Regions from separate parts of the Mus musculus genome. Here region 1 is linked to region 2. Evidence: chromatin loops called from intact Hi-C (ENCODE). Cell type or tissue: heart. All regions are shown on one strand. Each heading gives the region's core, and the rest is flanking DNA. Links, peaks and the distances in the headings are about the cores only.

Region 1 (14,855 bases), core at 2,500-10,499, 52 kb before region 2:
AGTCATGTTGGGAGTATTGTCTGACGGAGCTTTGCAAAGGAGTGCTCCTCACAGTGCTGTGCAGTATCAGGAGTGGCAGGCTGCATGCAGCCACTGAGCGCCAGGAGCGTGGATGACACAGCCATGTCAGGGCCCAGAGCTGTTAAAACAAAGCAGCCGGAGGAGGGAGAGGGTGAGGTTTTTTGCATGTGTTTCCCAAGCCACCCTTCAGCCCAGGGACTCTGGGCAGGGACATGGGCTTGCTGCAGTGCACTGCCCTGAGCCAAAGCCCCTGAGGAGGGGTGACCATGGCCTTTTTCTGTGCCCGTGTAACTCCAGTGAACCATGAAGGATACCATCATGACTTGTTCCCTGGCCTGGAGGATGCTCTGTGACTATGTTGGTCCCCAGGTAGACCCACGGGCTCTCCACAGATCCCTGACTCTCCCTAGGGAAGGCCAGGGAGTGTTGAAGCAGATGATAGCTATTGTCTGGGTATCCAACAAGTTGCTTTCAGAGCCCACAGCATGTGACTGAGAAACCCCCAGTCTTTACCAGGAACTCGAGTTAGACCCTAGTTCCCTGTCCATAGCAGACAGATATCACAGTGTCATTGGAAAACCTACAAATGCAAGCGTCGTTATCTGTCCAGGTGTCCAGTCCCCTGGCCTTCATATCCTTCCTCCACATTGCCTCAGCTCAGGACCTTGCTCTTTCCTCCAGGTGACGGCAAGCAGCCCCTTCCCAGGGCCCCTTGACCAGGTCACTTGCACTCCCTCTTGATGAACAGTGCCCAGCTGTGTGCTCTCAAATTTGCCATTGGACCCCATCCTCTCCCTTCCCCACCAGCCATGGCCTCCGGACAAACAGCTGTGTACTCTTCCAGACACCCTTACCCTACCAGATCCTGGCAGAGCCCACTCAAATGCCCTCCAGGTTGTTGTCCATTTGGCTGGCCTTAGTTCTGTACCCTTCCTCTGTCGACTCCCACTTTACCCCCACACCGTCTTCATCCTCCCCACCTGCCTGGCCTTCCTGTCAGTAAGCCAGGGTTTGAGGCCACCTGCCCCTTCCTGGGTCCATCCCCTCATCTCCCCCATGAACACATTGGGACCACTGAGCAGGGAAAGAGAGACTGAGTCTGCAGGCAGCACTCTCTAGGCTGTGAGCAGGAGACTTTGAAGTCAAGCACAGGGAAAACAAGCAGAGCACCAACCTGATGACCCTGGGAGGACCCAGCACTGGTGCTCCACCTTCTGCTAGCTCCTCTCCAGCCTGTCCCTTTTGACCTGACCTGGAAAGAGAGGCCTCTCCAGTCTTGCTCCCCTGACTTACAAACCACCTCCCTTCCCTGGGCTTTGAAATTCAAGATGCTGTGTTTCTAGTATGGTGAGGGGAGAGCTGGACTGAGGGGTGACACCTTTCATGATTATGCAGGACAGCCTCTTCTAAGCTGGGGAATACTTAGACCAGGGAAAGTGGTCCTGAGTCAAAGGACCGGAGGTGTTGAGGGGTTCAGGTGAATTCTCCTGTCTTAGTCAGGGTTTCTATTCCTGCACAAACATCATGACCAAGAAGCAAGTTGGGGAAGAAAGGGTTTATTCAGCTTACATTTCCACATTGCTGTTCATCACTGAAAGAAGTCAGGTCTGGAACTCAAGCAGGTCAGGGAGCAGGAGCTGATGCAGAGGCCATGGAGGGATGTTACTTACTGGCTTGCTTCCCTTGGCTTGCTCAGCCTGCTCTCTTATAGAACCAAGACTACCAGCCCAGAGATGGTCCCACCCACAAGGGGCCTTTCCCCCTTGATCACTAATTGAAAAAAATGCCTTACAGTTGGATCTCATGGAGGCATTTCCTCAACTGAAGCTCCTTTCTCTGTGATAACTCCAGCTGTGTCAAGTTGACACAAAACCAGCCAGTACAGTTCCGTTGACCTGGGCCCACAGAGAACACTTGCTCTTGCTTCTCCAAAGCCCCTCCCGTCCCCTGCTCCAGGCCACCAGAACAACCACGTTACCACATCCACATCATGGTGCTATCCCCATGGTACTGAATGGAGGAGCCTGATGCTCCCTGACAGTGCAGGCGGCTGCAGGAGCTGCACGGTGCTCGTGAGCTTGGTACAGTCAGCTACAGCTGCTTTCCAGTCTGTCACAATCCACACAGTCCACATCAGGGGAACGAGGAGAAGGAATTGGGGGAACTAGAACAGAGGCTGCAAGCTCTGAGCAGCTGTAAGAGAAGAGGCTCCTCTGGGACCAAGTCCAGCGCCATTGTGGACAAGCTGGACAACTCAGGCCCTGTGGGTGTCCGTCCATGAAGAGCTGATTCTAGAGACGCAGGGTAGGGCTGCCTCCTCCCCCATCGGCCCAGACTCTTGCCAGGCCAGTCATCATCCTGTAGAAGCAGTACCCATCTTCAGGGAATGAATAGCCCTCCCCAAAGGGCCTAGTTCTGAGATACTCAGGCCAGAGACGGTCCTTTCCTCATCTAAGAAGCAGACCCGTACCAGGCTTTACAGCCTCGCCAGCACTACCTGCATGTACGCTTTGGGGGTTGAAGCCACTTGCTTTCTAGTAGAGATTTCCCCAGTGCAGAGGTGAGATCTGGCTAGTCCAGTTCACTGATGGTCAGACAAGAAGCCCAATTGAAGTAAGCAGCCCTAGTCAGTGAGGGGTTTAGAACTGGTTGCTGAAGCCCTCGAGGACAAAGAACTGTGCCTCCTGCCAAGGCAGTCAAGCTTCGTCATGGTGTCCTGTTAACAAGGAAGCTCGCCAATACTCCATCAAGTGGATCTGCTTAGGAAAGAACTAAAGAGGAAGACAGAGGAGTCCCCGGGTAGAGGTGACAGACATCATGCTTTGTTGTCACATCAGAGGGTGCAGGTTTCAGCCGTGACTTGGAGGAACAGGTGACTACTGCTTTAATTTACACAACATGGAGTCATCAGACTGTGCCAAGCTGTGGGCTCAGTGCCCAGAGACACACCCCTCCTGTTATGTCACCAGGGCAGCCCCACCTGGTATCATGTAAATGTCACATTACCCTTGGCAGGGCTTCTCAGATAGCACCTCGGAAACTTGGCTGTAGAAGGACAGGGAAGTCTGATGTTGCCTGGGCTTCCTGCCTGCCTGGGCCTGCTGACCATACCCAGATCTATGACCAGGGATGGGCACGTACAACACCCAGACCCCTGGAGCTTAGGACCAGCATTCACACAGGCTAAGACAGGTTCTGACCAAGAGGGACTGGGGCCAGGCCAGCAAAACATTTAGGAGTTTGATCCTCATGCTATGCCTTTGGTGTGAGGTCTTGGAAATGGGAGGTTTAGAGCTGGTGCAACTGGGAGGACAGTGCCAGGGGGGCGCTGTAAAAGCCTCTGTGTGTCTCTGTGTGTCACCCAACCTGAAGCAGGACGGCAGGACAGCATGAGCAAACCTTGACAGACTAAGCAAAGTAACCCAGTCATATAAAAAGAAAACAAAACAAATGAGTGTGGGCATTGTCCTTGGCAGGATGAAGGTCTGGGGGGATGCCCAGCGTGATGGCCACATGGTGGGAGCGAGCATCACATTCCACTGCACCACACACTGTGAAATACATTACATATTGTATGAATGCTTTAGATTTTTATTTTTTAAAATGTTATATTGATTCTTCGTAAACTTCATGTCATGTACCCCCATCCCACTCATCTCCCCATCCCTCCTTACCTGCCCTCCACCCCTGCCACTTCTCCCCCAAAAGAAAACAAAAATTAAAAATCATCTTGACCTGGATGCTGTGGAGTGTCACTGAGTGTCACACGGTATACACCCATCTGCCCAAACAGCTCACTTGCAGATATTCACTGCAGTGAGTCATTGGTCTGGTTTGAGGCCTCTGGCTTCTACCACACTGTCAATACCAGATCTCACCAGGACTTCTCTTGGATGTCCTGTTGCTACAGGACCATGGACCCAGACATGGTCCCTGGCGACAGCACAGGCCAGGACCTCACTATGGCCTCTGTGCAGGCTGTCACACCAGGCTGTTCCTCACTCCCCTCAAGCCTCTAGTTCCACCTCTTCTCATTGTGCTCACATCCTCCTGCTTCTTTCTCTCCCATCTCTCTACCATCTTAGTGGCCCTGGGTAACTTAGGTCTCTCAGTGTCTTCTGCCTCGCTGATGCTGCGTGCTGTTGAGCAGGGGTCCAGATCTATTTTGTTTTTAAATTATGTGTGTGTGCATGTGTGTGCAATTTAAAATGCTAATTCACACATTGTGTTAATATTTTAGATGTATTTTATTTTTAATTTTGATTGTGTGTGTGTGTGTGTGTGTGTGTGTGTGTGTGTGTGTGTGTGTGTATACACACGAGTGCAGGTGCCTGCAGATGCCAGAGGTAATGGGCTCCCTGGAACTGGAGTTACAGGCAATTGTGAGCCACCTGAAGTGGGTGGTAGGAACAGAGCTCAGTCCTCTGCAAAAGTAGTGTGTACTTAATTGCTGAGTCGCCTCTCCTGTCCTGCAGCCATCTCTCCAGCCCTGATAATTCTTTACATATTGCGAATACAAGCCTTTAGGACACACATGATTTGCAAATATCTTCTCCGTGGCACTTGTCTTTTTCAGTTTCTTTGTCTGTGTTTTAAATCCTGATACCTTATCATGCATCCATTTGTTCTTTCATGAGCTATGCCTCTTGGTAACATTGTTAAACAAAGGTGTCCCATATAGGAACTGCCAGTGCTTGAGTGGGAACTGTGTGCCAGGAGTGTGCTGTGCTGGAGGTATGGTGATAAATGAGACTCGCACCATTCATGTTCAGCGGAGGAAACAGGAGACATAGCCAACCACCTGCAATGCTGGCACAGAAGGCTGAGCTGCCCGTCTTAGTACAGTGGAGGGCTAAGGATGGAGCTCATTGGTATAGCACATGCCTAGAATACCCCAGGGCCTAGGCTTTACCCCCAGCACAGAAATAGTAGCACCACAACACACTATAATTTTATGAGTCTGGAATGTGCAGAGTAGCTGGAAGGAAGAGCCATGCCCCAGAAAGCAGAGAAGGCTTTTGAAAAGTCATACAGAGCAACAATAGACTTGGGGACACGGGAGCAGATCAAGATCACTGGAAAGTCCCACTTCTTGAAGCAAAGTGTTCTGCTTCTGGAAGTTTACAGGGAAAAGTGGTACAGAGGCCGCATGTATTGGAGACCCGCCTCAGCCCGTAGCTTTTGAGTGGCTGCTTCCCTTTTGTGGACTGTGCTCAGTAACCTTAGGAGGGCCAGGCTCCATCAGGCAGCAAAACTGAGGTAGGTTTGAACCAGGTATTTCAATGTATAGAAAGGAGAGCTGGCTCACGGTTACAGAGGGTCAGGTGGATGAAGACTGGGGCAAGGAGCAGGGACTCTGGCGCTGTTAAGGCCTGCACGTCAAGCACCAAGTGCTCCCTCCCTGTGAAGCATGATCTAACAGTGGCAGTCACTGCATATCGCACACTGGAAACATCAGGAACCCAACGATTTCAGGGAAGAGGGTCCCTGGCTGGGTTTCTTCCAGTTCAGGTGTTACCTCTCTTTTTAAAACATGAGAAAAAGACCCAGTGGGCTGCCGTCATCTTGAATGGCTTTGAACTCTCACATTGTTGCTACATAGAGGGGCAGCAGTCCATGCTAGGGTTGAGATCTGGGACATCTTGAAAATGCAGTACCCATGTCCTCACCCGGAGATCCTCCATCCCCTCCCATAAGAGTGGGCCTTCTTTCCCTGCCTCTCCAGGGAGACTCACTCACCAATCACAAAGGCCAGTGACCAGTACTCATAGTTCCTTCATTCTGGGAAGCAGGGGAGCAGCTGAGTGCTCAGAATGGCTCTGGGCAGAAGTTTCTGGACACCTTCCTGGCCTCCCCGGCCGCCTCACTGGCACCTCATACCCCAAGAGCCTGGCAGGCTGTGCCGATGATGTATCAAGTCAGGAGAGCCTTGGTCAGAGTCCCATGGCAGCTGGCTGTGGCCAGCCTCCTGGAAGGGAATGCCCACACTGGCCACCAGCCATTGCCCAGGGGGAGCACACCACAGGGGCAGTAGGCAAGAGGACATTCAGCACTGTGTCCCTAATGCCAGCCCTGGCCTTCTCCTGCACGCTGAGCATGGCCCTCCCAGGAAGGGTTTAAGCCGCTGTGTCCTCACATGGAAGTGTGTTCTGGTTTCTCTAGATTGCTGCATACCTGGAAAACAGACACACCCTGGGAGGGACAGTAGCTTAAAGCCCATCTGGGGCCATCTACCACTTTCTCACCTGCTCTGCGCCCAGAGCCTGGAGGATCGGGTGGTGGTCTAAGGGAGTGTCTACAGGGTGAAGCTGCCTGCCAGGAAGAGGTGCAAGGTGGACGGGCCATCAGGAGGTAGTTCAGGGGCTGGAGACAGGGCTCAGCAGTGGCTGCTCTTGCAGGGAAACCAAGTTTGTCTCCCAGAACCCACAGGATGGTTCACAATTGTCCATCACTCCAGTTCCTGTGGGTGGGACATTCTCTTCTGGCCTTCACTGGCACTGAACTCATGTGGTACACAGACACACATGCAGGTAAGTAAAAGTAAATATTTAACAAGAGAGGTGGGGATGACTTGGGAAGCCACATTTATAGGTATGGGCTCCTGTGAGCTGCTTGGGAGGACCTACCATCACCGGCTCTGAATCAATTCAGATAGGTATAATTTCAGAGTTTAAACTTCTGGTGGCTGGCTCCAGATAGACAGTCAGTTTTCTACTGACTTCTGCCCTGTTCTCCTAACAAGGGTCTATTATAGACTGAAAGACTCCTGTGGTTTGACCAGGAGGTCCATAGCTGGGGGTGTGGTTTGGGAAGATTTTTGAAACTTTTAGGACACAGAGCCTGGCTGGTAGATGTGACCAACTAGAGGCTGGCCTTCAGGTCTGTACCACAGCCCTTCTTCTGGCCCAAGTGCTCTGCTTCCTAAATGACCAAAATATCAACAAGCCGTGCCACAAGCCACCGCCACCACGGACAGATCCCTTAGCCATAGTGCCTTCCCTGCCAAAAATAAACCTCTCCTTCCTGAAACTGCTTCCTCCAAGGGATGTCTTCACAGCAATGAGAAAAGTAGCCAAGGTCTCTCAGGATTTTCAGGCTCAGCTATTCAGACTTGCAGAGTGGGCACAGCCCCCACTAGAAACTGGCACTGTGGGAGTCAAACCACTGGTAGGAAAGGGCCCATGGGCACGTTTGGTGATCCCTTGGCACACACATTCTAGAAGCCAAGCTTTGGGGTTGGAAGTATCCTGAAGTTACTTCAGAAGCAGAATAAACAAGGAATGTGTGTGCTGGGGTTCGGATGCAACCCGTTACAGTGGGAGGGTCCTGGCTCCGCTGTATTGAGAACCACTTCTCAGTGACAGGAGGGGCATCGGCTGATGGAATGATGGATTGCCTGGTCTACACAAAGTCCTGAATAGCACCGACTAGAACTAGGTGTGGTAGTTTATAGTTGTCATCCTGGGAGGTAGAGGCAGAAGCATCAAGGTCATCTTTAGATACACATAGACTTAGAGGCTATTCTGAACTACATGAAAGTCAGTTTCTCTCTCTCTCTCTCTCTCTCTCTCTTTCACACACACACACACACACACACACACACACACACACACAAAGAGGGAAAGGAGGACTCTTTCTTTCTGGGGAGTCATCCCAGCAGCTAACACAGTGGCTAAGATGCTGTTTCAGAACAAGGAACTCACAGAGAGACTTGAGATGGAGCACCGTCCTCAGTGCAGTGCGGGAGCACTCCTGCATATTTGGAGGCCTGGTGGCCACTTGACCTTCCTTGACCTTGGGCCACACTCAGCAGAATTAGCTCCAAATTCAGTCACAATGCAGCTTTGCTGCTTCGTGCCTTAGAGATGCCTGGCTGAACTCAGGAGCCAGCCCTGCTGTGGCCACTTCCCGAGTGATGCTATTGTCAACCGATATCTCAGATATCAAGGTTACATTGACTTTTCTGGTCCTGGGTAGGCGGCCAGTCTCCATCTAAGAACAAATCGGAAGGAGATCTGTGCCACACATTTATGATTCCAGGAGTGGCCACAAAAGACCCAGCCAAAGCCACAGCCTTGTACAGAGGCCCTGACAGCCTTGCACAGTGCATGCAGACTGTCAAGGCAAAGACATCTGCCCAGCAGCTGCCTATGCTTAGCTTGGATTGCTACCACCCTCGTAACCGACCCTGATAGCTAGGATACTGGTACAACATTACTTATGGTGTCCTCTTCACTTTGCCTTTAAAAACAAAAACAAACAAACAAAAAACTCCCCCTGCCTCTTTGCATGTGCATATAACTTAATAAAGCCTATGTTTTCTTGCTGTAAAACTTTGCTGGTCCCTATAAATTCATCATCTCTGGATAACCTTCTTCTTGTTGTTTGGACGGACGAGGGTTGTAACATCTGAGTGTGAAAGCTCTGTTGGCACAGGAGGGATGCACCTCCATCTGTAGACCTAAGAGGTTACAGGGCTCTAGGTTGAAGCTTCGCCTCTCAGAGCCTGGATCTCCTCCATTGCAGAAAGAGGTGACAGGAATGGGCTAACAAGTGCCCAGCGGATAAAGGCACTTGCTGCCAAGCCTAACAACTGTGTTCGATCCCTGGGAATAGACTCATGTGGTGGCTTGACAGTCCCTGAAGTTGTCCTCGGACCTCCGTGAATGCCTGCAGCATACATGTATCTGTGCACACACACACAAATAAATATAATTATTTTAAGGTAGATGATGATGGCTGAAAAGATAGCTCAGTTAGTACATTGCTTGCTATGTAAGCGTGAAGACCTGAGTTCTGTTCCCACATCCACATTTTTTTTAAAATGCCAGATGCAATACTTCATGCTTATAACCTCAGTGCTGGAGAGACACAGAAACATCTCAACTCTCCCAGTAGCCACAATACCCTCTGCTCAGTGTATTTATTACATTGAACTCTCCAAGGGCAGACATCCAGGTCTGCCCAGACCAATGTTTTTGCTTCCCATGGGAGGCAGGCAGAGTTTTCCAAGATCAGTGGGAAAACTCACAAATCTTCATTAGAGATCGTGACCTAGAGCGTCCCTCGCAGAGACTGATCAACTACAGCCTGGGGTGCTCCTAGATCACAGCAGGATCAGCCAGACCTTCCTGGGAGCAGAAGAGCACCCTGTTCCCTCCCAGTGGCCATGGAACCTAACTCTACCCAAGTTGAGTTAAGGGCCAAGAGAGTTTAATCTAGGGGACACAAGGAAGACCAAGAAGCCACTCATGAAGCTCAGACCTCAGGGTCAGGCCTGTGCCTGGGGACCACCAGGCCCTCAAGTTCTTGGATGTTTTTGTGTTTGTTTGTTTGTTTGTTTTTATTTTGGTTTTTTGTTTTTTTTTTTTTTTTTTGAGACAGGGTTTCTCTGTCTGTCTCAAACAGCCCTGGCTGTCCTGGAACTCACTTTGTAGACCAGGCTGGCCTCGAACTTAGAAATCTCCCTGCCTCTGCCTCCCTAGTGCTGGGATTAAAGGCATGTGCCACCACGCCTGGCTGGCCCTCAAGTTCTTACCATAGACTGCCTAATGATGGAGCTTCCATCCTCTCAAACACAGGGCTAAGGCCACCTTAGATTTCCTAGCCACCTTGGCCTCCTCTGGAGGGCAGTGGAGGGAACAAAGGGTTCCCCTCCAGGATTTCCACTTGAGTTATCTACCTTGCTGAACCTGCACAAAGCCCAGGGAAGTTTCTCTTGAGCCAGCACTGACCAGACAGTCAGTGTGCTAGGCACAAGCTGTGTCTGCTGAAGCACGTGAGGCTTGCCACCTGGACACGGCCTAGCGGCAGTCCAGAGCCTCCCTGCTGAACATGCCTGAGCTGGTGGGGACAGGGATGAGTTCCACAGCATAGTCGGCGCCTGCTGACCAGCCCTGGCACTCGAGACTGAGCCTTTGCTCTCACTGACCTGGTCATGGAGCACTGGCACACACGGGCTTCCATTGGGAAGTGAGCAGAGTGTGTTGCTCAGGGACTCAGCAGGGGAGAACACAGCTACACAGGGCTGAGTGGATGGACCCTTCCAGAGCCCAAGATCCACAGAACTCACGTGTGGTTTGCTTTAATGTCAACCTGACACAGGCTAGAATCATTTAGGAAGAGGGAACCTCAACAGAGAAATGCCTCCCCCAGAGTGACCTCTGGGCAGGCCTTTGGGAGCATCTCCGTGGTTCATGATTGATGTGGGTGGGCGCGTCCCATGGGGTATGTGGTGCTGTCTCTAAGGTCTATCCATTGGTCCTGAGTTGTATAAGAAAGCAGGTTACATGTTTTCATTAGGGTTTTACTGCTGTGAACAGACACCATGACCAAGGCAAGTCTTATAAAAGACAACATTTAATTAGGGCTGGCTTACAGGTTCAGAGGTTCAGTCTATTATCATCAAGATGGGAGCATGGCAGCGTCTAGGCAGGCATGGCTCAGGCCGAGCTGAGAGTTCTATGTCTCCATCCAAAGGCTGCTAGTGGAAGACTGACTTAAAGGCATCTAGGGTGAGGATCTTGAGCCCACACCCAAAGTGACACACCTACTCCAACCAGGTCACACCTATTCCAACAAGGTTACACCTCCAAATGGTGCCACTCCCTGGTCCAAGAATATACAAACCATCACACTAAGCAAGCCATAAGATGCATATCAGTATGTAGCATTCCTCTGTGGCCAAGTGTGAGCTGTGGTTCCTGCCTCTAGGTTCCTGCCTGTGTTCCTGCCCTGGCCCTGGGGATATAGAAGCCAAATAAGCCCTTTCCTCCCCAAGCGGCTTCTGGTCAGTGTTTTTATCACAACAGTAGAAACATAGCTAAGACAGGGATGAAGGATATAAATAAATAAACATAAACAGTTATTCCAGTACATTATTAAAATGCAGCAGAGTATGGAACAAAGTCCTTTGCTTGCAGTGTCTCATCTGTCCTGGGAGTTGCCAGACTGGCTAAATTAGCATGTTCCAGGGATCCAACTGTCTCTACTTGCAGCGATAGGTTTATAAGCATGCACTTGCAGGTCCAGTTTTTAATGTGGGATCTGGGATCACACTCAGGTCCTAACACACACAGTAGGCACTTTACTGGCTAAGCTAACTTTTAACAGTGCTGGATTTCATGTATGCTAGGCAGACACTCTGCCAATGAATAGACATATCTTGAGCCCTTGAGGAACCTTTGAAAGGGGCTGGAGCAGGACACAGACATCACAACAGCCTTGAATCACTGTGTTCGAGTGTCCTGATGTCTCCAGGATCCTGTAACGTCACTGAGAAAGTCACAGGTGGTACCCACTAAGATGGATCTAAAGAGCAAAGACCATTACACATAATCTATGAGCTCTCTTGCTGCTTGCCTGGGCTTCTCAGATGTCATGGGTCTTCACTATGCAGGGATTGCTACTCTGACAGTGCCCCCCTCAAGCCTGCCCATCAGTCAGGGTTCAGGGTCTTAAATTCCCATCTGGAGTAGCTGAGAGTTCTATTGCCTGTCATCTGCTGTTGGGCTTGCGTTTTCACCGTGAACACCTCCAAGGGGCATGATGGAGCAATGAATAGCAATTATGCACAGACTGTCCATGTCAAAAGGGACCCAGATCCAAGCTGTGGTCCTTGTACTTCATAGTGTTGGGGTGTGATTAGTGAAGGGAAGGAGAGAATTCAGTGAAATATATATAAGAGGTGGTCAGTGTTTTACCGTGTGGTTCCAGATGAGGGACCTGAATTCTCACAAGGACAAGGCGGCCCATGAACAGCATCATCAAGGGAGAAAAGGCAGAGTCAGGGTAGAACCTTCGTCCTGTTGGTGAGGCCCAAGGACCCTTGTAGTCACTAAGGATAATTCACAGGTTCTGATGGGCTAGATATTATTCATAACATACATATAGTATATGTTATATTGAGTGCACATACATATCATATAGAAGTATATATTCATAGCATGTTATATGTAATATATCCTTAGTGATATATGTATTTCAGCCAAAACCACATATTAACTAGACTAAATGAAAAGCAGATACTTGAATCTGGCATATATTTCTTGGCCCATGTATTAAAGATATTTATAACTCATAAAAATACATTCTATTCCTTTTCCTTTTTTGTTTTATTTTAAATATATATTAGTAAGAAAACGTTAATATCTGTAGTTCTGAAAACTGACTGAGCATGCCAAGGAGCTGTTGTTATGTGGTCATAAGCATCTCTATCCATTGTATTAGAAATTAAAACTGAGGAACTATGAAATACTGATTCATTTGCAAATGACAGAGATAATGTTGAAGTAAATGGTGTATTTTTAGAGAGTGTAAAGGGTCCAGAAACCAGTGTGTTTACTTACAGGGCAGCAGCAGGCACAGGCTCAGGTTCTACCCAGAGTCTGGAACCTAGGGATGAGGACGGGTGGAATGGACTGAGATCCCTCTGGAATGCGTCCCACGGAGGCAGGTGATGGAGAAGTGGCCTAGAAGAGTGACCTAGCAACTCAAATTGTAGGTTAGAGAGAAAGGGGGAAAAATGATAGAAGTCACGGGTGGGAGACTGGCACATGGGAAATACCGCTGGAGAAAAGAGGATCTACTAGCCTAAAAGTCACCTTGGTGTAATATGCCCAGGGAACAATGTAACTGGGCGAGCCAATGCCTGGGCTTGCTAACACGTAGGACTGGGCGAGCTGCTGTGTAGGCTTGGGCTTCTGTTTTCATTTTAGATTGCTTGGGGTTGCCTGGCAATTGGTCTTTGAGATAGGGTCTCATGTATCTTAACCTGCCCTCAAACATGGTTTCATATTTAAAGACAACCTTGAACTTCTGATTGCCTCCAGCTCTCACATGCTGAGATTTCATGCCTGCTCCACCCTGCCCAGATTTACAGGATGCTGGGGATAAAAACCAGTGCCTTGTGCGTGTTAGAAAGCATTGTACCAACTGAGCCGCACATGCAGACTTAGAAACAATCCTTGTGACCTGTGGCTCTTCTTAAACTCCTGTGGGTGGGATGTCACCTTGTCCTGGCACCCCTTAGGAGGGCCTCCCAACTGCATCTGGGCTGACCCTGCCTTAAGGGGTACCAAGCGTTGGGTGTGCTGAGGTCCCCCTATCTGCTAAGGAGGGAAGGCTGCTGCTACCCTCACGGTGCCATGGCAGAGGGAGCCCAGGTCGAGGGTGGCTGGAAGTAGACTCCATTAAAGTTCAGCTGTCACCCTTCTGCCAGAGTCAGGCGATCAGAGATGGCTGAGTGGACTTGGGTTCCAGACAGGCTGCCCCTCTTCTGGGATTTGTATTAATGGCGCCTGCTGGCTATCCAGTGCATGCGTTGTTGGGCATTTTTGATGAGTTAGCGGGTAAATCCAGGCCCAGAGCTCAGAGCTTCTGAAGCCACGCCTCTTCTTCAGCCTTGCCCAGCAGCCTGGAAGGCCGGTGCTCACTTCTCTCCACTGACATCTCTGTCCTGCCTTCTCCCTCTCACAGCCACGGTCCAGCATGGCCAGCCAGGCCCTGTAAAGTCACCTGCTCGTGGCTCCCTGGTGTCTGGAGACACTTGCCTGGCATTCTGTGTGGCTGCCAGGGTCCATTTCTGTTCACTCACTAGGCTTATTCATGTACTTGGCAACAGTCAGGGGGGAAAAAAATCAAAGCCATTGTTCAACCTCAGAGCTGACAACTGCCCACAGCAAAACCCGTCAGAAGCGGGGGGTGGGGGGATGCCTTCTCAGAGGAGACCTAACAAGGGAACCATCTGGGTCCCTTCTGGGGTTACTATGGGCATTGCCCACCTGGTATGAAAGCCACCTGCACTGGAAACCATCCGTGTTGCTCTCTAGGTCAAAGGCCCAGTCTCCCCGTGTCTCAGAGGACCTGCCCACCTCTGGCTATAGGCTGGCTGCTCCTCTCTGAGCCCCTCCTGCCTCGGGTACATAAGCATTCAACACAGGATGGCTCAGAGGGGCTGGGTATGCTTCTGGTTTTGCTTTTGTTCGTTTCCCCGCACCATACCTGGAGTGGGTCTCTGGCTTCCCCTTCCTGCTCTACCAAGCTGGGCCCCAGCAGCGGCTGAGAGCTACTGATGTGCAGAGGCGGCACTTGCTCTTGTAGATAGCCAAACTGTAGCCTGTCCAGAAAGAAAGCAGTAACAATCTCAGGAAACAGCCCACGCCCCAGGGTAGCTATGGCCATGGGCTAGCACGGTCATAAACTCACCTAAAACACTGTGAGATTCTTTTACGATTTTATTTTGTAGCTTGATGGTGTGGTTATTGAGCATAAGCTTTGCAAATGACAGCACCCATCCCAACATCAAAAGGCTGGACGTGCCACACCTGGGAGTTGTAAAGGGAATGGAGACAGGAAGCCCTTGCCCCATGATTTACTAATGGTGACAGCAATATTCAAACCGAAAATCACCTAGGAATGTCCTCACCAACCTAACAACCATCCCTAATTACTGAGAAGCCAGCACCCACGTGGTGACAATTGATCTTTGTCCCTCTCTTTCTGCCAACTTGGATCGAAAGCTGCCTGCCCAAGGCCACCCAGTATGGAGAACACTGAGCGTCCCAGGCTGGGCCCCCTCTGCACAGCCTTCCCTGTTCTTTAGCTCTTCTTCTTGCCCTTTCCAGGCACTGGGCACCTCCAGACTCTGTTCCTGTAGGCGTTGCTGTGGAGACCCTCCTCCTGAGAAAGTTCACATGGCTGAGATGGAATTTTACATGATTTTTGCATCTTTGGTCCTGTCCCTTGGTGGCATCTCAATTTAGTTACAGTAAAGGAGTTTGGGAGATGGAGTTAGGACATATGAACTATCTGTTTACTCGACAAAAAGAGGTGCA
Region 2 (14,855 bases), core at 4,263-12,262:
AAAGGGGTGTTTGCTACACCTTGTGAGGACCTGAGTTCAATTCCCAGCATTCCCATTAAAAGGTGGGCATAGTGGTACATGCCTGTAATCCTCGTGGTGAGGTAACAGGCAGGAGGGTCCCTGGAACTTACTGGGCAGCTAGTCTGGCCAAATTGAGCTCTGGGTTCAATGAAAGATCCTCTATCAAAAACTAAGGTAGAACAGGACAGTGGTGGCCACGCCTTTAATCCCAGCACGTGGGAGGCAGAGGAAGGCAGATTTCTGAGTTCAAGGCCAACCTGGTCTACAGAGTGAGTTCCAAGACAGCCAGGGCTACACAGAGAAACCATGCCTTTAAAAAAAAAAAAAAAAAAAAAAAAAAACAGAAAAAATAAAAAGAGCCCACACCTTTAATTTTAGCACTCAAGAGCAGAGACACGTAGATAGAGCTCTTTGGGTTAGAGGCCAGCCTAGTCTACAGAGTGAGTTTCAACCAGGGCCACACAGAAAAATCCTGTCTCAAAACAAACAAACAACACACACATGTACACACACACACACACACACACACACACACGCACACACACACACAATAAAGGAGAAAAGTTTTAGGTTTTGTATATCTCAAATTTGAGAAACTATATGTAAGTACAATCATTTATATAAAATTCTCTAGTCCTGGCTGTCTTCAAATTCACAGAGATTTGCCTGCCTCTATAGAACTGCTTTTTCATCTTATTTTTTATTATTTTTCATTCTGTGTCTGTGTGTGGGTATTTGCATCTGAGTTCTTGTGCCTGCAGAGCCAAAGGTGTCAGATCCTCTGTGGCTGGAGTTACAGTGCTGTGTGCCATCTGATGTGGGTGCGAAGGATCAAACTCAGCAACTCCACAACAGTGTGGTGGTTTGAATAGGAACGGCCCCTATAGGCTCACGGGTTTGGATACTGGCCCATAGGGAGAGGCACTACTAGGAGGTGTGGCCTTGTTAGAGTGGTCTGTTGGAGGAAATGTGTCACTAAGGGGTGGGCTTTGAGGTTACAGAAACTCAAGCCAGTTTGGCTTCCTGCTGCCTGCAGATCTGGATGTAGAACTCTCAGCTCCTTCTCCAGCACCACGCCTGCCTGCAGGCTGCCATCCTTCCCACCGATGGACCAAACCTCTGAAGCTGTAAGCCAGCCCCAATTAAATGTTTTTCTTTATAAGAGTTGCCATAATCAGGTGTCTCTTCACAGCAATAGAACACTGACTAAGACAAGCAGTAAAGTGCTCTTAATGACAGAGCCATGTCCTCTTCTTACAGCATTCTTAAATATTGCATTGGAAATGAGGGCATTCAATTATAGGTACAAAAAGAAGCAAACAATCAGAAGAACTGTGAAGAAGAGAAATGTCTTAGTTACTGCCCTATGGCTGTGAAAAGACACCACGACCTGGGTAACTCTTATGGAAGAATGCATTTAGTCAGGGGCTTCCTTGCTGTTTTAGAGGGTAGTCCGTGATCATCACAGTGGGAGGCAGACAGACATGGTGCTGAAGCAGCAGCTGAGCGCTTTACATCCTGATCTGTAGGAAGCAGCACTGGGCCTAAGCCCACCCCCAGTGACATATTTCCTCCAACAAAGTCATACCTGCTCCAACAGGCCACATCTCTTAATCCTTTTCAAAAAGTTCCACTAACTGGAAACCAACATCCAAATGTCTGAACCTCTAGGGGCCATTCTCATTTAGATCACCTCAGGAAGCTGGGAGAGAAGAAACAGAAGAGGCCTCCTGGTAAAGACAGGTCTTAAAGGAGCAGGCGGAGCTCATCCCAGTAATGGGGAAGAAGAGCCGATCCTGTGTCATTGCTACCCTGCCTAAGCACTTGGCCTACCCCAGGAACAAGCAGGAGTGTCTGACTGACCTTGCCAATGAGTCAGATGCCATCATCAACCAGCAACTGAGTTACAAAACAACAGCAGCAACAACAAAAGCCACACTTGGTGGCACAACACCTCTAATTCCAGTGCTCAGAGGCAGGTAGAGTTCTATGAGTTCAAGATCTACATGCCAAGTCCAGGCCAGCCAGGGCTACAAATCGATCTCTGACTACAAGAACAACAAATCTCATACTGTTTGAAGCATTGGGATTTTGTGTTGGACAGCACTCACAGCTTCAGGAACAGGTGTAACCCAGGTTAGCTCCATGCTAGCACACGGTACACAGAAGTGTGAGGCAGCCGTTTAGAGAAGGCATGAGGGAGAGAGAAACAAGTGTCACCTGGACCCCAGGGAGGATGCTCTGGCAGTCAGAGTCACGCAGAGGCATGCGCAGTGACTTTGGTTCAGTGACTCAATTATTGAGCAGCTCCTTTTCCTGTGTGATTATGCATCCGGGTGAAGCTTTTCCTTCCGAGTTATTCAGAATTCTCTCTCTCTCCTTCCTCAGGCACAGTTACATAACAGCTGTTGGTAATTCAGCACTTTCCCACCAGCCAGGATGCCACATCTGAAATGGCTGCATCTCTTGCAGGCATCCCTTCAGTAGAATCATTAGATTTTTGCAGAGCAAATTATTCCTCTCACCACACTAGAGCCCTGGAGCCTCAGACTGACTGAAGAGGCAGAAGGCATACGGGTAAAAAGGTCTCCTGTGGTCACATGGAAGCAAGGCGGAACACCATGCCTCTCGGTCACCAGAAGAACCATGCAGTTCCTCTGGGAGAATTGGCCTCAGATTGACTGTCAGGAAAATTTGGGGTGTGTGGTTTGTCTGGTTTTTCTAAGTCCAAACCCAGGTCCTGACCGACTCTGGTGGGTGAGCACACACCCCTCTTTTCGTGTGGGGGTGACGATGAGCCCTTCCTTCTCCTCTTCCCTGCCCTGCTTTCTCTCCCTGCCCAGAGCAGCTAAAATTAAGTCTGGCAAAAAGTCTGCTGAGACTTTAAGAAAATGTTGCCATAGAAGGGCAACTGAGGACCACCAACTTTAAATTGTTTCTGCCCATGGATTGGCCCTCTTTAGACCCTGTAGGTATTCCTGCGGGTGTCTAAGAGCTTTGAAGGTCCTTGAAGAGGACAGTGTGATAGAACAATATTTCATGTCTTTTCCTACTGCTCCATCGCTATCTTTCTGAGAAATGTGTTTTCTTGCCAAGTAAAAAATCCATGACCATAAATTTGATTTCACCAGCTTATTACATAGAAATGCTTACATTTCAGGCCATGCATCCAGTGTTGAGGGAACAGTGGGCGCAGGAGCTGGGTGGGCGCAGTTTCTGTTCTCTTATCACTTTGTAGGGAACACAGCCCCTGCCTCTGTCTCCTGCCCATGTTTGTCTTCCCAGATCAGCTCATCAGGATGCAAGGTGACAGTGATGATCAGGAAGGGCCCAGAAAGGGGGCACTGGAGAGATGACTCAGCAGATAAAAGGGTACACTGTTCTTTCAGAGGACCCTGAGTCAGCTCCCAACACACACATGGTTGCTGACAACCTTCCTCAAATCCTCTTCTGGGAAATCCACCTGCAGACACAGACACCAGGTGCACTCATAGTGCACATACACATTTTAAGGCAAAACTCATAAAATAAAAATAAGCTTTAAAAAAGAGTATGAGATTTTTAAAAACATTACCGACATCACCACAAGAACAAGGCGGCAAAATCTGAACTGTGAGACTAGTCAACACTTACCCAGTTATCACCAACCTTGATCTTTTGCGCTAACAGAAGGTTTAGGTACACTTGCAAGATACACTGGAGTCATGTGTCTTTAATGGAAGCTGGATCCTCGTGTACTGCTAACCAGTGCCACAGCCATGGAGTAACCCAGTCCGCTGTTCGTCAAATGTTAAACATGAAGTAGCCAGTAGAATATGACCCAGCAACTCTATTCCTGGGTATTTAACCTCCCAAAATGAAAATTCATGTCCACAGAGACATATGAGCATGAATGTTTATAACAGCCAAAAGGTGGGAACCACCTAAACGAAAAGTTCATCGGCTGAGGGATGATGGTCTAGGTGTGATATCTGCACGGTGGGAGATTATTCAACAACAACAAAGGAAATTTCAGAAAGCATCAACAAAAGACAGCACTACAGATAACCCCTTGAGTCTGACCTCTGGGTAGGGACCATAGAGATAAAAGTGGATTAGCCCCACGTGGAAGTGAGCAGGCAGCAAGACGTAAGGTAGTGGATGTGCAGTCTCCCTTTGGCATGGTGAAAAGATGTAAACTTGGTTGCCGGACTCTCAATACACGGAAAACCACTGCACTACAGGGTGAGCTGTTTTTCCCAATAAATACATTTATTAATCCCAATTGTCATTTCTATGAGTGTGTCATCTTAGAAACATGAAATCAATGTATGACCCTTAGAAATGGCTTTAATTTCACTTAGTACAATTCCTAAGAAACTTGTCCAAATTTTATTTGAGACAAGGTCTCACCGTGTAACTCTGGCTGGCATGGACCTCATTATGTAGACCAGGCTGGTCTAGAACTGGTAGAGATCCACCTACCTTTGCCTCCTAACTGCTAAGATCAAAGATGTGCATTACCATGCCCGGTTTGCCCAAGTTTTTGTACAAATGATTGGTGGACCTTTTAAAGTTTTAGCATGATGTGCCATGCATAGATGGTTTGCTGTATTTTAACCAGTCAGCCATCGAATGGTATCTGTAATTCCCAGTTGAGGCTCTAGAAAAGCAGCTGCTGTGAACATCATCCTTGTATAGCTTTTGGTGTGTCCGTTGTTGCCCTGGGGTAAATACTCAGGAAAACACCCGATGTGTAACTGTGCAGCTTCAGAGGAAACCGGCAAGGTGGTTTTCTGAGCACTCTTTTATTCTGGATTTTTTCAAATTTATTTTTAATTAGGTGCACATGTGTGCAGGTCTTTCTGTGATCTGTGCACATGCATGCAGATGCCCTCAGAGGCCAGAGGTGTCAGATCCCCTGGAGCCAGAATTACAGGCAGCTGTGAGCTGCCTGACTTGAGAACTCAGGTCTTCTGCAGATGGGCTGCAAGCATTCTTAACTGCCAAGCTGTGTCTCCATCCCTCTCTGTTTTTCATCCCCACCAGCAGTGCAGACGGGTTCTGTTTCGTTCCATCCTCACCAGCACTGGACCCTATTTCAGTGTTTACTTCATTCTAATGGGTGTGTTTTGACAGCACGTGCAGTGGATTTGTATGCCCCTCTTCTGTGTACTTATTGCCAGCTCTGTCCCACCCAATCCTGGTGAATTGTCTCTCCATTCCTTCTGTCTGCGTCCCGACCAGCTTTTCTGGGTTTTCAGCATCCTTTTATATTCAAGACACTAGTCATTTGTTGACTATGTGGTTTGCAAATATTTTCTCCCACTTTGTAGGTTTAATTTATCAAATTTTCCCTCTTATGGAGAATGTTTTCCATCTGAGCCTCTTTGCTTAATCCTAGGTCCCAAAGATCTTCTCAATTGTTTTCCTAAAAGGTTCACATTTTGAGACCATGACCCAGTTTGAGATAATTGTTGAATAACATTGGGATAGTTTGGGTTGTCCTCTTTTGTTTGCTCTGATGGTTGATAACCAGCGCCCACTGGTAGTTAGGAGTGCACCTTCTTGCAGTTATCAAAGCTTAGGTTCACGTATTTGCTTGGATGCATTCCTGGTGTGCTGTTGGCAATTATATCTGTTTCTCCGATAAACACAACACTGATTACTGCAACTATACTGTAAGCTTAAAAAAAAAAAAAAGATTTGCTTTGGTTGGTTGGGTTTTTTGAGAGAGAGTCATCTTGTCTTCTTTTGCAGGTGGGGCTGTTGAAACAGGGTTTAATTGGGGTAACCCTGGCTGTCCTGGAGCTAGCTCTGTAGACCAGACTGTTCTTGTACTCACAAAGATCCGCCTGCTCCTGCCTCCCCAGTGCTGGGATGAAAGGCATGCTCCACCACACCCAGCCTGCTTTTATTGTTTGGTAATTTGTGTGTATTATGTCTCTCTCTATGGATTTGAGCCGCAGAGGCCAGAAGGCCCCGAGCCTGGGGTTGCAGGCAGATAAACTCCAGGGATGTGGGTGCAGGAGAGTGCTGGGTCCTCAGCCACTGAGCCCTCTCTCCAGTCCTCACTGCAGGCTTTAACAGTATGAACTGGGACCCCTCCCACTTCAGTCTAGATATTTCAAAGCTTGCGCCTTCCAGTGTGCGCTTTAAAATCAGCTTATCTGTGTCTACGAAACAGAATTCCTGGGATTTTGACAGGAATTGAAAGAAACCCAGCGATGACCTTGGTGGCTAACTGACATTATGCTAGATCTTCCAACCCCTGAATGTGGGGCACCCCTCCCCCTTGATTACCTCTGCATCCACCTCACGAACTGTGCAGTTTTTAGATATAAACTCTTTATGTAGCTTCCTGTGTTTAATATATTACCTTTCCTTGCCGAGATGGTAAACAGCATTTTGATACCAGCTTCCACACATTTGTTTTTATTATATCAGATGCAGTGTCTTGATCCTATGATCTTGCTGATCTTCCTGATTGTAGGAGTTTTGTTTGTTTCCAATCTTTGGGATTTTATACATGAATAGCCTACAATTTGGATGGTTTCGTTTCTTTCTTCCCAAGTAGTGTTTTAATATTTTAATTTATTCTTCTTTGAGAACTTTATACATGCATACAATATGTTTTTTAAAGAATTTTTGTATTTTATGTGTTTGCCTGTATGTATATATGTATACCATCTGCACGCAGTACCTGTGAAAGCCAGAGGGGGCATCAGATCCCTGGAACTGGAGTTCCAGACAGCTGTGTGATGCCATGTGGGTGCAGCAAGTGCTCCTAACCACTGAACCACCCCCCAACATACAATGTACTTTGACCATACTCCACCCTCCCCTCCTCCTACTCCTCCCTCATCCCCCACCCACATTCTTCCCCCAACCTCAAACCCTCTTTTCCAATCTGCCTTTTATCCCTGGCTCTTGGTTGGGTAAGACAGAGCTCTGAAACTGTGCTCCTAAACTTAGAACTGTTCAGGTTTTTTTTTTTTTTTCACTACAAAGCATGACAAACTGCATTTTTTTTTATCACAAAACATCTTAACAAAACTTTTTTGGACACTTTAGATTTAGGAATTGACCCAGCAGCTAAGGCTACTAAAGAGGTTTCTACTTCCTGCTTCTGGGCTTGTAAAATTGACAAGTTCCCTCCCAGGCCGGTAGCCAGGCAGGTGCTGGCCATCGGCAGGCAGCCTCCGGGCCCTTCCCGGCAGCAGACGGCTGCCAGCCTTGCGGCCTGCCAACCGGAGTTGGTGATAGGGAAGTCTCAGATACCCAAGTCCAGGGTGACGGGCGTGCCCGGGGCCAGATTTAAATTGTGTGAACTTCTGGCAGCAAGCTGCGGCGGTGAGGAAAGAGCTAGCTGAGAACGGAGGAAGCCAGTTAAGAGATCCGCCGCGGGGGGGGGGGGGGGGGGGGAGTGGCGAGTGCACGAAAGCGCGGGCGAAGCGCGGCCCCGAAGGCGGCCTCTCCTTTTAAGGGAGCGGTTCGCCGCCGGTGCGGGGCCCCAAGAGGGAGGCGCGCACCCGCCGAGGGTGCCCATGGACCCACACCTGCGCGAGGACGCGCGTGTCCGCTGGCGCACGCGGACGGCGAAGCACTGGGGCCGCCGCTCCCCCTTCCCACGCTTGCTTGCTCGCGGGCCGTACCAAAGGCGCAGGGGGGAGCAGAGCGTGCCATCGCGGCCCACCTGCGGCTGCCCGGCCTGGGCGGGGACGCGCTCCACCCTGGCCTGCCGCGCGCTCCCGCCGCCGCCGCGCGCGCCCCCCGCCACTGCAGGCCCCTCCTCCCGATGCGAGAAGCCCGAGCGCCGCGGCCCATGCTGATCGGTGTCCTCCTCCTCCTCCCCCTCAGGCGGTGCTGGCGGCGGCCCCGGGACCCGCGGAAGCCGGCATGCTGGAGAAGCTGGAGTTCCAGGAGGAAGGTGAGTGCGCGACCCGCGCCCTGCGCTGCCGGCGGCGGGCATCGGGACTGCAGCCCACTCCGGGGAAACACCGGGCTCCCGGGATGCAGCCCGGTTCCCGGGGACGCAGTCCCGCTCTGAGGAAAGCACCCGGCCTCGGGGAAGCAGCCGGGTTCCTGGGGATGCAGCCCTGTTCTGGGGTTGCAGCCTGGTTCTGGGGATGGAGCCTGGTTCCCGGGGACACAGCCTCGCTCCGGGGATGCAGTCCGGTTCTCAGGGAAGCAGTCTGGCTCCGGGAAATGCAGCTCTGCTCCAAGGGACGCAGCCGGGTTCTGGGGGACGCAGTCCCGATCCCGGGAGCGGCCGCCCGCGCGCTCCAAGGGACGGCCCTTTTGTCCTCCGCACCCGAACTCGAGCGAGAGTCAGGTGTCATGCAGCCCTAATTGTGCATGTCACCGCGCGCCCCGAGGATACCCTGGAATCATATGGACAGCCCATGCCTTCAAATAACAAACCGGTTCCCTTATCTGTATTTGTGGAAATACCTCCAGTAGGGTGTGTCTCCCTTCCCTCCTCCCCCTCAAATGGGTAAAGTTAAATCGGCAAACCCGAAGTGGCTCACTGAACTGGTTTGAGACCAAGCGACCCCCTCACACTTGACCATTCTGTCTCCTCTCCTGCCCTATTTTTAAATAATATCTGCTTACAGGTAAATAGCCCGGATCTTATTTTGAGGCTGCTAACATTTAAACGGGGAAGTCGAAAACGAACTTTATATAGATGCATGACCATTTGAAGACGATAAAAGGCCTTATGCAGCCTCCTGTACTTCCATGATTTATTTGGAAGCTGTTCCTTTTTCCAAGAGTACTGACAAAAAAAATGAAGGGCCTGGAACAAAGAATGCGCTGTGTGGGTGCTGTCCCTTGTGCCAACTTTACTTTAATACCCCTGTTCATTGATGTTCAGGCAATTACTTAAGTAAGCATGCTCAGCCAGCTGGGGAGTGCTACCCTGATAGCATTAGGCCTGTTGTAGCTTCGCTGTAGCACTTCAGATGTGTTGGCCTAAAGATAACGCATCTATAGAAATGTCTTCCTTATTAACAAATGGTGCACTTCAGAATTTTCCTGAGCTTTGTTTGTGGTTTGTCCTGTCAAAAGATAAGTCTGTGTCTTCATTTGGATGCACCTCCTAGTCCCTCGGTGTTCCTATATTGCACAGCAGGTAGTGGCTTCGGGCTGCCCGGTTTGTGTTATGGGATGTCTAAACCTGTAGAGACTGAAGTGAGACCTCCCAGAGTGGAGCTTTATGTGGGAGAACCCAGACTCACATCCGCAGCCATCTCTTACTTGGCTGGCAGGCCCCCAGACAAGTGGCGTGAGTTCTCTGCTTTGAGGGTTCCGTGAGATCACCTGCACCGTGGCGTTCAGTGAGAACCCGTAGTCAGTGCTTTGTAAATGTGACTTTCATTAAGTGCCATTAGCCAAAATCCAGACTCTAAAAGGCTTTTATTGGTGAATCTTAACATGGGGATTCCGCTTAGTATAGATTTCGTGGCTTTTCTCTTTCCTTGAGATTCATATTATGTGCATTTCTCAAAGTTCGCTGTGTGCCCACTCTTCACCCCTGGATAGCCTGCGAACGTGCAGTGTGAGAGCAAGCATGTTAAAAATAAAAAATGTTGAAAAGGAGCGCCCCCTTTCACCCAACTATTTTTATCTGTGTTACTGGCATTACTTTTAAGCTGAACCTCACAAATAACCCTGTCAAATGTTTCTAGAGTTCTAAGAAGGCAGAATATTAAACATTTACTGTGAAGCTGAACTGGAAGAGGGAGTGGTGCTGGCGGAATCATCCAGAACAGCGCTTTGTTCCCCTGGAACTTTAAGTTGTTCATTCATCTGAAATTCAGAAAAGCTACTTGTTTGAAGGGGAGAAAGAAGTTGCAACAGTGAGATATCACACCTTGACGCATCCCGGGAGCTGGTGCTAGCCCTCCACAGAGTAGGTCCGGACTGAGTATGCCCCGTTTACCCTTGGGTAACCTTCCTTCTTACCCAGTTAGTATCTTCAATTACACATCTGGAGGCATGACCTAGAGATGAACATTTGTTATTCAGAGACGTACATGATGACTGGTAGTGCTGTGCCAAAGCTGTTTTTCTATTTTCTGATAAATTTCAACTCTGTTCCAGTCATCGGAAGGTTCAAAGGTATTAGTAAAGCTGGAGGAAAGAAGAGGGGAGGGAGGAAGGCTGGCACAGCAGGGTCGGGGCCAGTGTAACCCTGAGCTATGAGAGGTGAGGGAGGGGGCCTGGCACAGCAGGGTCAGGGCCAGTGTTACCCTGAGCTATGAGAGGTGAGGGAGGGGGCCTGGCACAGCAGGGTCGGGGCCAGTGTTACCCTGAGCTATGAGAGGTGAGGGAGGGGGGCTGGCACAGCAGGGTCGGGGCCAGTGTAACCCTGAGCTATGAGAGGTGAGGGAGGGGGGCTGGCACAGCAGGGTCGGGGCCAGTGTTACCCTGAGCTATGAGAGGTGAGGGAGGGGGCCTGGCACAGCAGGGTCAGGGCCAGTGTTACCCTGAGCTATGAGAGGTGAGGGAGGGGGGCTGGCACAGCAGGGTCGGGGCCAGTGTAACCCTGAGCTATGAGAGGTGAGGGAGGGGGGCTGGCACAGCAGGGTCGGGGCCAGTGTAACCCTGAGCTATGAGAGGTGAGGGAGGGGGCCTGGCACAGCAGGGTCAGGGCCAGTGTTACCCTGAGCTATGAGAGGTGAGGGAGGGGGCCTGGCACAGCAGGGTCGGGGCCAGTGTTACCCTGAGCTATGATTTGGGAGCTTCCCCAGTCACTGCTCTCCTGGCTGCATCAGCTAGGCTTCCATCTTCTCAGTGCCTTTCTGAGCCCCCAGTGCTTTCTGCTGCCCAGCCCTGGTGTGCCTTCTCTCTGTTGTTTCACAGGCTTCCCTTTAAAGAGTGAGGCTCCAGGTCATGGGTCTTCAGATGCAGCAAGAGCGTGCATCCATCATCTCAGGCTTTGCATTAGCCACCCAGTTTGGCCCCCCCCCCCCTTGCAAGACAACAGCCCAAGGCCAAACATAGTAGTAGGGCTGGAATCCAAGAAAACGGATTTGTGAAATGGGGCGGCCTTGGCTCCCAGACGCAGCACAGCAAGCCTGCTCCTCTTGGTGCTCGGCCTGTCAATCACCCACCCTTTCTGCATCCTGCCCATCTTGCCACAGCTACAAGGTGCACCCCGCATCTCATCTTTTCTCTGAAGCTGCCCGACTGTGTGCCTGTCCCTCGTCCCCCTGTTCTGCTCTGCTGGTGTCTCCCTCTAACCCCAGCGGCCACCTTAAATGTCCATACTTGCTTTATATGCCCTGAGAATTCAGTGGTCTGATGAGCGCAAAGCCGTGAGACCAGAACATCTCCAGGGCCATCGCTTTATGGGTTTAAGCTCTGGGGCCTGTCACATCATTTTCCTGTTTGTGTTTATCTATCCTAATTGCCTTGAATTTATTTCTTGGCCAGGTGTGAACCTGGACATACTCTCGACTGCTATAAAGATCATCCCCCTGCAGTTGCATGCCCCGCAGTTCAGCCTGCCAGAACCCCTACTATTCACCAGCTTGGATGCTCTCGTAGGCTTGAGGTCCATTCCTGGCTCCCAGCCTGTTGTCCCCACAGTCTAGACCTGTAGAGAGGTTCAGGGTTAAGGTGACTTGCGGCAGTGGTGTTCCCCATCTGCCCTTGCTGATTGGTTTCTCCTCACCTTCGTCATCTGTCCCAACACCAGCACCCTGGGTTCCCTCCCGCCCTCACGGTTCTCCATGGGCAGATTCCAGACCTCACTCACACAGTCTTACTGTGGGAAGCCGGGCTAACTGAGTCCAGGGTGATCAGAAATAAGGAAGGAGCTGGTGCGTGATAGCTCACATGGTTACGTTTGCTGCTCCAGCGTGGTGTTGTAGTTTGCTTCCTGCCTCTGTAACAAACCCCATGACCAAAAGCAACTTAGGGAGAAAGGATCTCTCACCCCACAGCTTGTAGTTCATCATGAAGGAAAGTCAGGGCAGGAGCCTGGATGCGGGAGCTGAGGCAGAGGCCATGGAATGATGCCACTTACTGGCTTGCTCCCCATGACTCGCTCTGCCTGCTTTCTTGTATCACCTGAGAAGCAAGGATACAGGCAGGGGCCCAGAAAAGGCTCCACCCACAGCAGGCTGGCCCTCCCACATTTATCACTAACTGAGAAAATACCCCCACAGACTTGCCTAAAGGCCAGTATGATAGAGGTATTTTCTCAATTTAGGTTCCCTCTTCCCAGGTAACTCCAGCTGGTGTCAGGTAGCCAAAAAAAAAAAAAAAAAAAAAAAAACAAAAAACAAAACAAAAAACTAGACAGCAAAAAATGCAGATCTAAACTCAATCCCCAGCACCCACATATAAAAATCTGGTAATATATAATCATGGTAATATAGGTTTGTAATCCCTGCACACTGGGGAAGCGTAGACAGGCAGATCTCTGGAGCTTACTGGCCAACCAGACGAGATGAATTGCCAAGATTCACTGTAAGAGCCTATCTCAAAAACTAAGGTGGAGAGCAATGGAAAAAGACATCCAGTAGCCACCTCTGGCCCTTACCCATACATGCACCCAAACATGCATGCTTACATGAATGTGCGCGCGCGCACACACACACACAGAGCGTGTGAGAGAGAAATCGCGAGCACCAGAGCGAGCAGGGACCACTCTGGGAAAGTAAAACATCTCGGAGCTCAGGCCCTGGCGTGTGAAGACTTGGCTGCCTTTCCTTGGGTAATCAATCCACAGAGCTCCTGAAGCTTTGTTTTAGTATTGCTATCACTATGGGTTGTATCTGCCAAACACAGGCCTGGCGCTTGGTAACCACTTGCTTGCTTTCCATTCCTCCTTGGAAGTCAGACTCCAGAGCATCCAATAACCAGTGTACCAAAAAAAAAAAAAAAAAAAAAAAAAAAAAAAAAAAAAAAGGGGGAAAGAAAACAAACAAAAAACTGTGCCCACTATTCTTACCTGGTGGGAGGGAATTGCCTAAAGGGAGTGAAGATGGGTTCTCTGTGGAGATGGCACACCTTGGGCACTGCAGCAGTCTGGCCCTCCGTGGCGTCACCATACATGAACAGGTGCACAGTTTCTATGTGGTATTAAATTTTCATGAGGATGGAGAATCCAGGGAGGCACTGAGAGCCTATGAAGCCTTTCCTTCTCCCTAGAATCTCGGGGCTTTTAAAAGTGAGCCTCTGCAGAGTCAGCCTGCCGGTTTGTTGGCTGTGACATGAGGGGTGCTGACCTCTGGTGGTAGACATGTCAAAGTGACAGGTTCAGAAGGTCTGTCTGTGCTCTCTGAACTCTGACCTTCTCTGGCTGAGTTTATAGGCCAGGGATAAATTGATTCTTGACCACAAGAATAATTAAGATTGTATGAAATATCTGTAGTAGAAAACTTCCTGCCTAGCTTACCCTGTATTTAACATATTGCCACATGTTTTAGTATATCCAAAGTCAGGTTCAAACATATCCTAACGGTGTCCTAGGCTTAAGAAGGTACAGGAGTTGTCCTGTGGACTGTGCTTTGGAAGGTGTCTGCACCCCAGAAGTTTCTGGAATGAAATTTTAGTCCCCGTGTAACGTGGAAAGGAGATGTATCGTCTCCCAGGTATTGATTGGTTCTTCCTAGGCATCCTGGAAAGGATGAAGCCAGCCTCCCCGCTGTCTGGCTTCTTCTCTGTCCATAGAGCCACACCCTCTTGTACCGGCTGCTGTGTGATGCTCCCCCCCCACCCCCCATTATGACACAGCCAGTAGGACACTCAGCACACATAAACGCTATGCTCCTTAGGTCTTCCCGCTACCAAAATCATGAGCCAAGTAAATAGCTGTGTATTTTGTCCAAGAAGCAAAATCAGGCTAAGACAGACAGGAAAAGGTCGTGTTACCTAAAAGGAAAAAAAAAAAAAAATACCTGACTGGTTTAAACAAACAGGAAAGTGCATAGAGTGGTTGGATAGCAAGAAGTGGAACATATCACCAGCCTTGGCAAGTGCATGGAACCAAGTAGAAAGTCATTAGGAACCAAGGTAACACCTCCCATCACTCTGCTAGGGACTCGTGAACTTCCCTCCAGAAGACTGTCTTTCTACTTTATAGGCACCCCACCAGGGTCCAGGCCCCATCACTATCCAAATGGAACTCCATCCCACTCGCCAGAGTCCTGGGCCTGTCTCTGACCTTTGTGGCTTCCAGCTTCACCTGTCAGGTGTAAACAGGAACGGTGTTGATTGTCCAGCAGCACTGGAAAAATTGGAAAAGCATTTTTAATGTTCTCTTCTCCTAGATCTTTTGATGACTACTAGCATATACTGTGGAACTATGCTGAGTCTCAGATAACCCTAAGGCACAAAGCATTACACACACACACCCTGGGTCATAGAAGAGCAAAGTCAGAAGAGAAGAGGTGAGCCTGGCAGTGGTGCCTTTAATCCCAGCACTTGGGAGGCAGAGGCAGGTGGATTTCTGAGTTCAAGGCCAACCTGGTCTACAGAGTGAGTTCCAGGACTGCCAAAGATACACAGAGAAACCCTGTCACGGGGGTGGGGGGAGGGGGGGAAGAGGTGAAGTGCCCTCTTTAAGATGGCATATAACATTCCAGAGACTCCCCTAGAGTCAAGCCCATGTTGGAGGCCAATGTGAGGTCATCTTCCTTTCAGAAGATTACCATGGTCTCCTCTTTATTCTTTACTCCAATTCTGCCCTGCATCCAAACTTGCCAAGGTTAGCACAAACTTATCTTCCCCAAATCCAGTGGCCAGCAGTCAACCCTCGTCCCCATCTTAACCTGGAGTCCACAGAGTTGCCCCGTGCCCTCTTCTCAACGCTCATCCTTAATCTCTAAGGCATGGCT

The links. Hi-C counts contacts between places; a loop is a spot of excess contacts. Peaks named below come from ENCODE experiments on the same cell type or tissue, not always from the same donor. Only the 100,000 strongest peaks of a DNase experiment are listed, where the experiment ranks them.
Region 1: a loop joins it to region 2, with 2.4 times the contacts of the local background. A loop is called at or near these places in 14 of 42 quality-filtered maps.

The regions. Positions count from the first base shown.
Region 1 is chr5:24,952,090-24,966,944 of GRCm38, reverse strand. All of the region lies in intron 3 of Prkag2 (protein kinase, AMP-activated, gamma 2 non-catalytic subunit), which reads left to right. Among named protein-coding and RNA genes, the nearest start is that of 1500035N22Rik, 26 kb to the left of the region's middle. In heart, for the core only: no CTCF peak of the experiment used is centred there; DNase peaks (open chromatin) are centred at 3,044 and 5,934; H3K27ac peaks cover 733 bases; H3K27me3 peaks cover 399 bases.
Region 2 is chr5:24,901,398-24,916,252 of GRCm38, reverse strand. Prkag2 (protein kinase, AMP-activated, gamma 2 non-catalytic subunit) reads left to right here. Exons shown (of 16, transcript NM_145401.2): 5 at 7,861-7,930. Prkag2os1 (protein kinase, AMP-activated, gamma 2 non-catalytic subunit, opposite strand 1) reads right to left here and starts at 13,684. Exons shown (of 7, transcript NR_040684.1): 1 at 13,415-13,684; 2 at 12,968-13,088; 3 at 11,768-11,896; 4 at 11,537-11,605; 5 at 9,970-10,137; 6 at 9,725-9,813; 7 at 9,404-9,547. In heart, for the core only: CTCF peaks have their summits at 6,706 and 7,959; a DNase peak (open chromatin) is centred at 7,592; H3K4me3 peaks cover 3,198 bases; H3K27ac peaks cover 2,871 bases.